Regions from separate parts of the Homo sapiens genome. Here region 1 is linked to region 2. A link is an interaction called in ENCODE POLR2A ChIA-PET data of the cell type or tissue named here. Cell type or tissue: PC-9. All regions are shown on one strand.

What was found. ChIA-PET counts read pairs that join two places held together with the same protein. Peaks named below come from ENCODE experiments on the same cell type or tissue, not always from the same donor. Only the 100,000 strongest peaks of a DNase experiment are listed, where the experiment ranks them.
Region 1: POLR2A ChIA-PET joins it to region 2 with 6 read pairs; 2 of 35 experiments call an interaction of 5 or more read pairs at or near these places.

The regions. Positions count from the first base shown.
Region 1 is chr5:59,772,086-59,774,585 of GRCh38, reverse strand. The region is part of intron 1 of PDE4D (phosphodiesterase 4D); the gene reads left to right. Among named protein-coding and RNA genes, the nearest start is that of MIR582, 70 kb to the right of the region's middle. In PC-9, no CTCF peak of the experiment used is centred here; a DNase peak (open chromatin) is centred at 1,105; H3K27ac peaks cover 1,214 bases.
Region 2 is chr5:59,225,850-59,228,349 of GRCh38, reverse strand. All of the region lies in intron 1 of PDE4D (phosphodiesterase 4D), which reads left to right. Among named protein-coding and RNA genes, the nearest start is that of PDE4D-AS1, 190 kb to the right of the region's middle. In PC-9, no CTCF peak of the experiment used is centred here; no DNase peak of the experiment used is centred here.

The DNA of each region.
Region 1 (2,500 bases), 550 kb before region 2:
ATTTAGTTTTAATCTAGGAAAAAAACCCCATATAACTAGATTTGGTCTTTTTATTAAAATGAATTGATCTTAGAAGAGCACATCATATGCTCAAAATATAGCTGTCATGTAAATCAAGACATATATTTGTTTTGTTCAATGAAATCTAGAAACTCTTAAAAAAACTGTTTACTGGCTTTTGATGTTTAATTGGGTGGAATGTATAAGAAATATCTGATGAATTTTTGACTTCTCTATTGACTTCCAAGCTTATATACAGCCAATGAACAAACTTTTCTAAGTCTTGTACTCTCTTTCCATTTCTACACAAATTCATATTGAATAGGAAATATTGAAATAAGATCTTTAGAATCCTCCTCTTGCAAATTATAGAACATATTAAAACCAGGTTAAACTTATTTAAATCTCTTTATATATTGTTTACCCACCTACCACGTAAATGTTACTGATTTTTCCATAGTAAAAAGTCTAAAAATCCAATGCATCTTACCTCCCCTAAACTACCTATCTCTCCAAACCTCTCATTATTCCTCCATATGTACCTTCTTTCAAGACTTAATTCAAGCCCTGCCTTGTTTTTGAGTTATTCTCTGTCTAGATAAATTATTGGTCACTCCTTTTAACCCAGAAGGCACCAATCATTTCTATTATTAATTTGATTCTTAGTATTTATTTTCTTTGTTGGGAGTTTTATTTATATTCCCTTCTAAAGTAGATATTTTACTTTTTTGGAAATCTCTGCCTACTAGCCCAGTACCTAATAAAAGGTCAATGATGATGATGATTTGAAAAACCATGTTCTACAGTGTTCAGATGTGCTTTTAGATAAGGGGATGATATAACTTTATCATCAAACTTTATAATGAAAAATAATCATGATGAAAATTTAAGATAAAATAATTTTAGAATATATTATTTGGCTAAGTGGAAAACTATCATGGAGTTTAATTAAAATTTCTTCATATTGAAAGAAGACAGGTATATAGAGGAGAAAAAAACATAAAAACAAAAAACATCTCAGGAATTCCACCTTCAGCTGCCCTTACTTCAATACCATGCCTCAGAAAGAACTTCATGACTTGGCAGGTTTACAGGTTGACTCAGTGTATATGCTGAGAATAGCCAAGGGCAAAATTTAGTGTTAACTAGATCAAGAACTCAGGGGACCCAGGTGTCTACTGTTTTCCATAGAAATAACCATAAACAATTTTAAATACTAGATCTGCTTTCCTTTTGGGTTTGTATAATGTAGAGTCAAAATAGAGGCTCTGGCACCTCATAGACACAGATTTAAATCCCATTTATGCCATTGGTAAACTATATGACCTCTGGCAAGTTATTTAACCTCCTTATGCCCTCATCTCTAAAATTGTAGTACGAAAGCAACACCCTAAGTATGATTGCAAGGATTAAGGGAAATAAAATGCAAAGTTCCTGGTACATAATTGATATCTACTAAGTGTGAATTTCTCTAAGTTCCTCATATCACATAATGGTAGATTTTTATTTACTGGGTGGTTATTCTGTACCAGGCACTCTCCTAAACACTTATATCATGGGGATTAACACATTTAATCCTTGTAGCATTCTTTTGCAATAGCTACTATCATCATCATCCTCATTATTATCGTCCTATTTCACAGATCTGGAACTGAGCCACTGAAAAGTAAAGTAACACAACTAGTAACTAGTACTTCTGGGGTTCAAAATAAACTTTTCATTTCTAAAATTAACCCATACCTTCTTATCCAGTAGACAACATAACCTCTCCCACTATCAGGTCATTTCCATGGCCTATATCCTGTGGACAATTTGAAAGCGATTTCCTTTTAACCCTTGTTTATCTAATTAGAACATAGTTTGGAGAAACATACAATGTTTTCCATAGCTGAGTATAAATCATTTCTTCCATCCTTTTGAATTAGCCACATCATTGCTCTCTTTCCATTGTGGGAAATCTAGCCTTGCTTGTTTGTACCTAGACAAAAGCACACTTTTTGTGTCAGAACCTGTGAAAATCTCATCTTCCTTGTTACCACCTATAAATGATTAATGAGACAAAACATTTTCAAGGATTCCAAATAATCTAAAAAATCCCACAAATTTTGAAAATCCACAAAGAGGTATCTAGGAAAACTTTCATGAAGTTAAGAGATGTTATCTGCTGTTCTAGGCGTGGGTGACTTTATCAAAACATTTCGCCCACTTTCAAATTTCCACTTGTTAAAACCTGAGGCCTTATTTGGCTGTCACTTACTGTACAGTGTTTTTCAGACAAGTTCCTGGCAGCTAATTTTAAAGAGATTTTGTGAAAAACACAAGCTGTGGAGTGCTCCTGTTGGAAGAGCACCCTCTGACCCTCTGCCTTAACATAAGAAAAAATTGCCAGTCTGTCCAAACCTCACCCACCTTTGGTTATCTTCAGAATCTTACAATTTGTGTTTCCTAAGGCAGCAATTTTCAAGCATGACTTTGAAACACTGCAGGCTTTTTCAAGTTA
Region 2 (2,500 bases):
TGGTATACATATTATTTTGTCACCCAGGTGCTAAGCATAGTACCTGACAGTTAGTATTTTTTTTCTGATCCTCTTCTCTCCTCCCACCCTCCATCCTCAAGTTGGCCCCAGTGTCTATTGTTCCTCTCTTTCTGTCTGTGTGTTCTCATTATTTGGTTACCACTTATAAGTGAAAACATGCAGTATTTGGTTTTCTTTTCCTGCATTAGTTTGCTAAAAATAATAGCCTGTAGCTCCATCCATGTTCCTACAAAGAACATGATCTCATTCCTTTTTATGGCTGCATAGTTTTCCATGGTATATATGTACCAGATTTTTCTTTATCCAATCTATCATTCATGGACATTTAGTTTGATTCCATGTCTTTGTGATTGTGAATAGGGCTGTAATTAACACATGCATGCACGTATCTTTATGGTAGAATGATTTATATTCCTTTTGGTATATACCCTGTAGTTTGATTGCTGAGTTGAATGGTAGTTCTGTTTTTAGTTCTTTCAGGAATCACCACACTGCTTTCCACAATGGTTGAACTATTAATAATTTACATTCTAACCAGTAGTATATAAGCGTTTCCTTTTCTCTGCAACCTTGCCAGCATCTGTTATTTTTTGACTTTTTAGTAATAGCCATTCTGACTGGTATGAAATGGTATCTCACTGTGGTTTTGATTTGTATTTCTTTAATGATTAGTGATATTGAGCATTTTTTCATACACTTATTGGCCATATGTATGCCTTCTTTTGAAAAATGTTCATGTCCTTTGCCCACTTTTTAATGGGGCGGTTTGGTTTTTGCTTGAATGTTCGTTTAATTTCGTTGTAGATTCTGGGTATTAGACTTTTGTCAGGTAATACAATTTACAAACATTTTCTCCCATTCTGTAGGTTATCTGTTTACTCTCTGTTAATAGTTGTGTTTTTTTTTCCTGTGCAGAAGCTCTTTAGTTTAATTAAGTTCCATTTGTCAATTTTTGCTTTTGTTGCAATTGCTTTTGGCATTTTTATCATGAAATCTTTGCCAGTTCCTATGTTCAAAGTGGTATTTATTTGGTTATCTTCCAGGGTTTTTATACCTTTAGCTTTTACATTTAGGTCTTTAATCCATCTTGAGCCCCACTTTGTTAACAAGACGCTATTCCTCTTTGGACTTTAGCTTGATGAAGCCACATTTTGAGAAAGAGTGCATTTTGGAAATATAGCATCTTAGAAGTGATCTTAGAAAGTGAAAGATTGGTAGTAACCTGCTGTGAGCAGTACAAGGAAAATAAAACTGAGTTATTCCTGTGGGACTACAGCTGACTCTCAGGTCCAGCCTGGCCTGGAGAGCATGTGCTTTTCTGCTCTTCCCTCCATACTCTTAGTTAGTGGTCAGCACATGATAATAGGATGTAAGGGAAGAAATAAATCTCTACTTGTTTTATTCTCAATCACAGTGACACCTGCATGAAATTGCCAGAGAAATTAAGGCCTCCCAATGACTACCAAAAAAAAAGACACTTTCCGCTTCCCATTGTCAGCACGTATTCTGATTGAATGTATATGTTTACTACTTGAAGTTCTCATGATTTCTAGGTAATTACTGCAAATATGGACCTCATACTGCTACTGCAGGCTTTGCCTCAAGAGTCCAAATACCATGGCCTCATGTTAGGGCCATTTGAGATCCTTTTTGAAAAAGTTGCTTTATTGTGCTAAAAACAAAGACACATAATATGAGATCTACCCTCTTACATTTTAAGTGTATAGTACATTATTATTAGCTGTTAGCACAATGTTGTACAGCATATCTCTAGAATTTATTCATCTTGCATGATTAAATGATACACATTGAACAACAACTCTCCATTTCTCCCTCCACCCAGGCCCAGCAACCACCATGCTACTTCCTGCTTCTATGAGTTCAACTACTTTAAATCCCTCATATAAGAGGGATCATGCAATATTTATCTTTCTGTGACTGACTTATTTCACTTGGCATAATGTCCTCAAAATTCATCCATGTTGTAGCATATGACAGGATATCCTTCTTTTAAGGCTAAATAATATTCCATTGTATGTATATACCACATTTTTTAATCCATTCGTTCATTGATGGATATTTAGATTGTTTCCACATCTTGGTATTGTGAATATACATAAATGAATATGGGAATATAAATATCTCTTTGACATGCTGATCTCAATTTTTTGGATAAATACCCAGAAGTTGAATTGGTAGATCATATGGTAGTTCTGTTTTTAATTTTTTGAGGAACTTCCATACTGTTTTTTATAGTAGTGGCATCACTTTACAGTCCCACCATCAGTACATAAGGATTCCAATTTCTGTATGTCCTTGCCAACAGGTTTTTTTTTTTAATAATGGCCATCCTAACAGGAGTGAAGCAATATCTCATTGTGGTTTTCCTTTGCATTTCCTTAATGATTAGTGAGGTTGAGCATCTTTTCATATCCCTGTTTGCCATTTTTTGTCTTCTTTGGAGAAACGTCCATTTCTT